Linked DNA regions of Mus musculus: region 1 is linked to region 2. Evidence: chromatin contacts called from ENCODE Hi-C or POLR2A ChIA-PET data. All regions are on one chromosome and are shown on one strand. Each heading gives the region's core, a stretch centred on a gene start or an enhancer-like site at or near the end of the contact. The rest is flanking DNA. Distances are from core to core; before and after follow the strand shown.

Region 1 (4,312 bases), core at 1,805-4,304, 52 kb before region 2:
TGTTTTCACCATGTTGTTTTTGACGGGCTGGAGGCAGGCACTGCCTGAAAAGCAGCAACTCCCACAGCATACCACTCACCTTCTGTTCAATGGAGCCTCTACCACTTCCTACTTCATAGACTGACCATTAAGACAGTTTTATGTTGACAGCTACCATGGTGATGGTAGACCAGATTCTTATCCAAGCAACTTAGTCAGTGGCACGCTAACCAAGACCTCCCAGATGAGAATTACTGCCTAAGTTATCAAACTACAATAATCACAAAGTCCATAATTGTGGACTTTTGGAAACATTTGAAAGGAGTACTTTATATTTGAATATATATACACATATATGTATATATATATATATAATTTTATTTATATATATGTAAATATATATGTGTAATATATGTGTGTAAATGTGTATGTATTTTATATATATTGTATATATATATAATTTGTATGCATTGGTGAGAAAATTTCAGATGCCCTGGAACTAGAGTTATAGTTGTGAGCTGCCACATGGGTGCTGGGATTTGAACCTAGGTCCTTTGGAAGAACAACCAGTGCTCTTAACCACTGATCCATCTTTCCTGCCTTCTGTATTTGACTTTCTATTAACTGTATGTTTGTGATTCTATATGCTTAATTGCAACAAGAAAAGTAACCAGGCATTTCTGGGTTACTTGTCTTCTGAGATAGGCTGGCCTGGAACTTGAAACTCGGAACTGTTTCAGCGTTGTCAGTGTGCGACCGCATGAGAGCCATGACTGATTCTGTTCACTAAAATCTTAAGTCTGATGTCTTTAAGTAGAATTCAGTAAAAAATACAGTTAAACACACACACACACACAAACCATGTAGAGAGCTAAACTGAACGTTAACCTCCTGAGAGAGAAACTGTTGGGGTCAGCGGCTTGGCAGGGAGAGGTCCTGGGACCGACACCTTGAGCCTGAGCCGAGATTGAAGGAGAGAGCAAAGGAGAGAGCTTCCTCTGTTGTCCTCTGACCTCCAGACGCACTGTGGATTGTACATGCCCACATTATGTACACATACACCCTAAACCAATAAGCTGTAATAAAAAAAATTAGAGTCCTTTGACTATGTGGGCAATTTTAATAAGTACAAGCAAGTAAATGTAAAAGAATTGTAACAAATTCCCTGCTTGTTGCTTCCTGCCAAGACAAGTTCCTTTTACAAACAGTTAAAAAAAAAAAAAGTGTATGTACTCTAGCAAAAAAGAGGCCGAAGAACTATCTGATTCTACTTATATCTACTTACTTGTGTGGGGGGGGAGGTTGTGGGGGGAGGTTCCTGGGGATCAAGGTTAGGACTCTAGGCTTCCAGCAAAGAGCTAAATGAGCCACAGGCCCAGCCTGCTTCCTGCATTCAATGTATGCATTTCAGAAAAATATTTTCTTTGGTCCCGGGAAATGAACTGAGGGCTTTGCATACAGCAAGCAAGCACTGTACCCCTGAACTACACCCCCAGATCAAAATGGCTTTGTATTTTTGCACTGGGAAGGAGCTCATGTAGTCAGGGGTGGCCTCTGTGTAAGCAAAGATGAACTCAGTCTCCATCTCCCAAGAGCTGGCACTACAGACGTGTGCTACCACCATGTTCAGCTTCAAGATTATTCTCAAAGTGTATGCGTGTAAATGTTGTCGCTCTTACATTTCGGAGTTGTTTGCTTGCAACTTCATTCAAATGGCAGAGCTAACAATTCCCGTTTCTGTGTTCCCCCTGGCATCCAAACAGCAATTTTAAATTCTCGGCTGTCTGTCCCAATGGCTACACTCAAGTATACGACCGTGTGTGTACATTATGACAAATGTTTGCACCTAGGGAGGTCCTTCTGTTTTGGAGGCTGTATGACCATGTCGAACTCCGTAGCCCTGGCTGTCCCAGAACCCACCACATAGAGCAGGTTGGTCCTCAACCTGTACAGCTCTTGCTTCCCTCTCTGCAGCTCCAAATATACCCGTCATTCTCCTTGCCCCGGCCCCACTAGTTACTTACTACAAATCACACGTGGAACCGACAGTCTCTGGTTTGTTTCTCTGAGCTGTGTGTGCAAGTGCGTTTGATCCTGGAACTCACTTTGTAGCCCAGGCTGGCCCCAATCTCACAATGATCTTCCTGCCTCTGAGTGCCAGCATTAAAGCCGTTTACCACCGTGCCAAGCTCTATGAGGTTTGAAGGTTTCATAAAAACAAAGAAACAGCAACTAGTGTGTTCGTCTCAATTTACAACACTGAAATCAAACAAAATGCAGATAACTGAGTTGGCAAAGAGGGCTCACGCTAATCACCTTACCACTGACCAGAAGAGGTAGGAGAATCTACTTCCGAGGACTACCGGGCTGCGTCTCAAGACAACAAAGAAAGCCCGTAATAATCCTCATAATTCTGCAGACACTATTGGCAGATTCTAATGTGAGACTTTAACTCCCTGTGCAGCTTCGTTCACGGACTATGCTCTTGAGAGCTTCAGGCCTGAATGCGGATCTGGAACCGAGCCCTGATTACCTTACTTAACCCAGAGGTCTCGAACCGGAACCGGGAGAAATCTCAAGAGTTTAAGGACCGCAGAAAAGCAAAAACAAAGCAAAGCCAGAACCAGGCCCGGCGACTGCAGGAGCCGGTCCCGGAGCAGGCTGCCCGGGGGGCCTTTGTTGTGCCCTCCGCGGCCTCCGGGGAGCAGCAGACCGGGAGCGCGCAGCGGCCGTCCCGGAGCTTGGAGCGGCCCAGCGGCCGTCTGAGCTTCCGTTTCCTCCTCCGCGGGACCGAGGTGGCCGAGGCAGCCCCGGAGCGCTGCCGGCGGGCCCGGACAGGCAGGTGGAGCTGCGCGCGCGCAGGCCGGCGACGCGCGCCCCGGGCGGAGCCGCGAGGAGGAGGGGAGGGCGGAGGAAGCGGCGCGCCCGCCCGCTAGGCCCGGCCCGCCGCGTGCGCGCGGCCCCCGCCCTCTCCGCCCGCGCGCCGGGTCGCCGGGGCCGTGGTGTACGTGCAGCGCGCGCGGAGCGAGTGGCGCCCGCAGGCCCGCGCCCTGCCCGCCCGCCCCGACGCAGCCGGCTGGGCCCGCCCGCCCAGGGCGCTGTGCGCCGCGCAGGCCGCGCTCTCTCCGGCGCGATGCGGCGCTAGGCGGCCCCGGGCAAGGCAGGCGAGGCCAGGGCGCGCGCGGCCTCCCGCAGCGGGCGGCGGCCCCGGGCGGGCGCCCCGACGGCCCCGCCGCCGCCCCGCTCCCGGCCCGCGGCCCGCCCTGCCGCGGCCATGGCCAGTGACAGCGGCGGGCCCGGCGTGCTGAGCGCCAGCGAGCGCGACCGGCAGTACTGCGAGCTGTGCGGGAAGATGGAGAACCTGCTGCGCTGCGGCCGCTGCCGCAGCTCCTTCTACTGCTGCAAAGAGCACCAGCGCCAGGACTGGAAGAAGCACAAGCTGGTGTGCCAGGGCGGCGAGGCCCCCCGCGCGCAGCCCGCGCCGGCGCAGCCCCGCGTCGCGCCCCCGCCCGGTGGGGCCCCCGGAGCCGCGCGCGCCGGCGGGGCGGCCCGGCGCGGGGACAGCGCGGCGGCCTCGCGCGTACCGGGCCCGGAGGACGCGGCGCAGGCCCGGAGCGGCCCCGGCCCAGCAGAGCCCGGCTCCGAGGATCCTCCGCTTAGCCGGTCTCCGGGCCCCGAGCGCGCCAGCCTGTGCCCAGCGGGTGGCGGCCCCGGGGAGGCGCTGAGTCCCGGTGGAGGGCTGCGGCCCAACGGGCAGACCAAGCCGTTGCCCGCGTTGAAGCTGGCTCTGGAGTACATCGTGCCGTGCATGAACAAGCACGGCATCTGCGTGGTGGACGACTTCCTGGGCAGGGAGACCGGGCAGCAGATCGGCGATGAGGTGCGCGCCCTGCACGACACCGGCAAGTTCACGGACGGGCAGCTGGTCAGCCAGAAGAGTGACTCTTCCAAGGACATCCGGGGGGACCAGATCACCTGGATCGAGGGCAAAGAGCCCGGCTGCGAAACCATCGGCCTGCTCATGAGCAGCATGGACGACCTGATCCGCCACTGCAGCGGGAAGCTGGGCAACTACAGGATAAACGGCCGAACGAAAGTAAGTGGCTGGGGCTCTTGCGACCGGAGGAGGGTCTGTGAGGACCACCCCCCGCCCCCGCAGACCCGGGGCCCGGCGCTCTGTCTTAGCGTGGCTCCTTTTGTCCTTGTACTGTCTGCCACAGTGCACAGTGCAGAGCCTGCCGGAGCCCTGGTCACTCGTGGGGGTCGTTGGGGTACCAGCTACACCGGGTCTGGGTGATGCATCTTATCTTGCCTGTGTGCCTGAGCTAGTTAA
Region 2 (4,365 bases), core at 1,006-3,505:
ATCCTTCTGCAGACCCAAGTACAAACCTTTACATATAATATTCCAAGCTCTGCAGAACCCAGTCAACAATCCCCTTCACAGAATTAACATTTTTCACAAAGGCCCATTTAACTTAACCAACCCAAACCCAAAAGGTCAGTGAATCCAACCACACAAAACTTTAAAATCCTGATAGTGAAAACTCTACAATCCAGACTCCAGGTGCCGAACCGGAAATGCCAACACTGAAAGAGCCGACAGCCTGGTGCGTACCCGTGATGGCAAATCTCAAGATGGAGGCAGAAAGCTCAGGCGTTTGAGATCAGCTCACCATCAACCCCTCTAAAAATAGCTGGGTATGGGCATGACAGCTCACTGGGGAAGCTGAAGCAAGAGAAGCATAAAGACCAGGGCCAACCTAAGGAACAGAGACTCTTGTCTCTTAAAATCAACAAAATAACCTGGCCAGGAATGGTGGTGCACAGCTGTAAACCCTTGGGTAGAGGCAAGAGGATCTTGTGGTTGAAGCCAGTATGGGCTGCTATCAAGAACCCATCTCTAGCCGGGTGGTGGTGGCACACGCCCTTAATCCCAGCACTTGGGAGGCAGAGGCAGGCGGATTTCTGAGTTCGAGGCCAGCCCAGTCTACAGAGTGAGTTCCAGGACAGCCAGGACTACACAGAGAAACCCTGTCTCGAAAAACAAACAAACAAACAAACAAAGAACCCATCTCTTAAAAATAAATAAATAAATAAATAAATCCTGCAAATCAACTTGTTGAGAATCAGGCTTATGCAAAGAATACCTCTACAAGGTCCTTTCTTGGTCTCAGTTTTAACAGGGGCTCACTGAGACGGATGGAGCACATGCCTCCTCTCCCTTCATAGGTGCAGATCCCAGCACACCTGGAAAACAGTCACAACAATGGATTAGGGTCAACGAATACAGAGGAGACAGAACAAAAAGCAAACCTTAGTCTGGCATGGTGGTGCAGGCCTTTAATCCCAGCACGTGGAAGGCAGATGCAGGAGGATCTCCGAGTTCCAGGCCAGCCTGGTCTACAGAGTATGTTCCAGGACAGCCACAGATACATAGTGAGGCCCTCTCCCCTCTCCCCACAAAAAAGGGGGTGGGGGTGGGCAGCAAATCCCTAACAGTTCTTGGGCAAGAACTGTTTCACAAGAAAACGTCCCTGATGGGAGGATGGCTTTCCTGAGTGGGTCACTTGGCTTCAGAGAGTTAACACTTGCTAACCCTCACCCACTGTCACCCTCTCCCCTCCGCACAGGCATACATGGGCACTTCTCCCAAAACAGTCACAGGGCTGGTATGAGGTTAGAAGTACACTACGTCTTAGCCTGCTTTACCTCAAGCTGCTATGTGACAGTGTATGTGCGGGGCAGATTACTATCTCGAATAGGATTTCTCAAACTCTGATAAGGGATCCGGCTGGTTCATCACTGAGGGACGTTGGGCCCGGGACTGGGGAGTGGGCACGTTTCCCGGCGACCTCTCCCTGCGCCGCGAGGCGGGGACACCAACGACAATTTAGCGGCCTGGCCCTTCCCGACGTTCCGAGCCGTTCGCGGACGCACTCACAGGGTCATGCGCACACTCCACTTCACCTCCACCGCCTCCAGCTGACCCCAGAAGAAGCGATCGTTAAACTGCAGGAAGAGCGCCTGCAGGTCTGGGGTGGGGTCCACCAGCTCCCAGGACGCGTCCACCAACGACACGGGCTCCCGCGCCGCCGCCGCGCGCCGCGCCATCTGCACGTCCCACTCCTCCTGCAGCCGCAACGCGACCACCAGATCCTCGTCCATCCCGCTACTCCCACCTCGGCCGCTCCCAAGACGCCGGTCGGGCTCGTGCGGCGCACGGATCTCGCGAGGCCTCCCGGCCCTGCTGTCAGGGCGCGCGGGCTAGCCTCGAACGCCTAACCGAAGGTGGCTCGGCGCTGCCCCGCGGGCACAGGCTTAGGAACGCTGGGCTCGGGCTGGGGACGGCTTTAGGCAGCCGGTTGTCTCCTGACAGCCGCTGAGGTCCGGCGACACACGTCAAGTCTGGTCCGTGCCGGACCCTCCTCTGACTTCCGTGCTGGCTCGTCCGCGCACGCGCCTTAAGACGCTGCCGTTTCCGCGCAGGCGCATTGTCCGCACTCCGCCCCGGGCGCAGGCGCAGTGCGAGCGGCTCGACTCTGGCACAGGCGCAATGCAGCGCTCGGCTCCGGCGCAGGCGTTTGGGTGTTGCTCCCGCCCCGCTTCCTCCGCTGCCTTCTCCACCGGGCTCGGGTGGGGCCCGGAGGCGGCGAGTAACAGCCACTGCGGGCCGCGGGAGCAAGACGAGTGGCAGCCATGTCGGACAGCGGGGCGAGCCGCCTGCGGAGGCAGCTGGAGTCGGGGGGCTTCGAGGCGCGGCTGTACGTGAAGCAACTGTCGCAGCAGTCGGACGGCGACCGCGACCTGCAGGAGCACCGGCAGCGGGTGCAGGCGCTGGCAGAGGAGACGGCACAGAACCTGAAGCGCAACGTCTACCAGAACTACCGGCAGTTCATCGAGACGGCGCGGGAGATCTCCTACCTGGAGAGCGAAATGTACCAGCTGAGCCACCTGCTGACTGAGCAGAAGAGCAGCCTGGAGAGCATCCCGCTGGCACTGCTGCCCGCCGCCGCCGCGGGCGCCTCTGCGGGTGAGGACACGGCCGGCGCGGGGCCGCGGGAGCGCGGGGCGGTCCAGGCGGGCTTCCTGCCCGGGCCGGCGGGCGTCCCTCGAGAGGGTTCCGGGACGGGCGAGGAGGGCAAGCAGCGAACGCTCACCACGCTGCTGGAGAAGGTGGAGGGCTGCAGGGACCTGTTGGAGACGCCAGGTCAGTACCTGGTGTACAACGGGGACCTGGTGGAATACGATGCGGACCACATGGCCCAGCTGCAGCGCGTGCACGGCTTCCTCATGAACGACTGTCTGCTGGTGGCCACCTGGCTGCCACAACGGCGAGGCATGTACCGCTACAACGCACTCTACCCGCTGGACCGCCTGGCGGTGGTCAACGTCAAAGACAATCCGCCCATGAAAGACATGTTCAAGCTTCTCATGTTCCCCGAGAGCCGAATCTTCCAGGCGGAAAATGCCAAGATCAAGCGCGAGTGGCTGGAAGTGCTGGAGGAAACCAAGAGGGCCCTCAGCGACAAGAGGAGGCGGGAGCAGGAGGAGGCAGCAGCCCCGCGTGCGCCACCACCGGTCACTTCCAAGGGCAGCAACCCGTTTGAGGACGAGGATGATGAAGAACTGGCCACCCCTGAGGCGGAGGAGGAAAAGGTTGACCTTTCCATGGAGTGGATCCAAGAGCTGCCGGAAGACTTGGATGTTTGTATTGCACAGAGGGACTTTGAGGGTGCCGTGGACTTGCTGGACAAATTAAATCACTACCTGGAAGATAAGCCCAGCCCACCTCCTGTGAAAGAGCTGAGGGCCAAAGTGGACGAACGAGTGCGACAGCTCACCGAGGTGCTTGTGTTTGAGCTCTCCCCGGATCGCTCTCTGAGAGGCGGCCCCAAGGCTACTCGGAGAGCCGTGTCTCAGCTGATCCGGCTGGGCCAGTGCACGAAGGCTTGCGAGCTGTTTCTGAGGAACAGGGCCGCAGCCGTGCACACTGCCATCCGCCAGCTCAGGATTGAGGGCGCCACGCTGCTCTACATTCACAAGCTGTGCCACGTCTTCTTTACCAGCCTCCTAGAGACCGCGAGAGAGTTTGAGACGGACTTTGCAGGCACTGACAGTGGCTGCTACTCTGCCTTTGTGGTCTGGGCAAGGTCGGCCATGGGCATGTTCGTGGATGCTTTCAGCAAGCAGGTTTTTGACAGCAAGGAGAGCCTGTCCACCGCTGCTGAGTGTGTGAAGGTGGCCAAGGAGCACTGCCAGCAGCTGGGAGAGATTGGGCTGGACCTCACCTTCATCATCCACGCCCTGCTGGTGAAGGACATCCAGGGCGCCCTGCACAGTTACAAGGAGATTATCATTGAAGCCACCAAGCACCGAAACTCGGAGGAGATGTGGCGCCGCATGAACCTGATGACTCCTGAGGCCCTGGGCAAGCTCAAGGAGGAGATGAAAAGTTGCGGGGTCAGTAACTTTGAGCAGTACACGGGAGATGACTGCTGGGTGAACTTGAGCTACACGGTGGTAGCCTTCACCAAGCAGACTATGGGCTTCCTGGAGGAGGCATTGAAACTGTACTTCCCTGAGCTCCACATGGTGCTCCTGGAGAGCCTGGTAGAAATCATCCTGGTGGCTGTGCAGCATGTGGACTACAGCCTGCGCTGTGAGCAGGACCCCGAGAAGAAGGCCTTCATCAGGCAGAACGCATCCTTTCTCTATGAAACTGTCCTCC

Evidence for each region. Hi-C counts contacts between places; a loop is a spot of excess contacts on that map. ChIA-PET counts read pairs that join two places held with the same protein, here RNA polymerase II (POLR2A).
Region 1: a map of gastrocnemius shows a loop between it and region 2 (13-fold over the local background). The contact joins the promoter of Egln1 here to the promoter of Exoc8 in region 2. A Hi-C loop is called at or near these places in 18 of 37 maps with a recorded cell type or tissue (Patski, adrenal gland, gastrocnemius and 3 more). POLR2A ChIA-PET finds 5 or more read pairs at or near these places in 2 of 5 experiments (Patski and embryonic stem cell).

Annotation. Positions count from the first base shown.
Region 1 is chr8:124,947,996-124,952,307 of GRCm38, reverse strand. Egln1 (egl-9 family hypoxia-inducible factor 1) reads left to right here and starts at 3,054. Exons shown (of 5, transcript NM_053207.2): 1 at 3,054-4,075. The coding sequence starts at 3,254. It overlaps Gm46060 (a long non-coding RNA gene), which reads left to right and starts at 4,083. Exons shown (of 2, transcript XR_001778719.2): 1 at 4,083-4,312.
Region 2 is chr8:124,895,595-124,899,959 of GRCm38, reverse strand. Exoc8 (exocyst complex component 8) reads left to right here and starts at 2,255. Exons shown (of 1, transcript NM_198103.2): 1 at 2,255-4,365. The coding sequence starts at 2,334. Sprtn (SprT-like N-terminal domain) reads right to left here and starts at 2,066. Exons shown (of 5, transcript NM_001111141.2): 1 at 1,579-2,066; 2 at 785-884. The coding sequence starts at 1,802.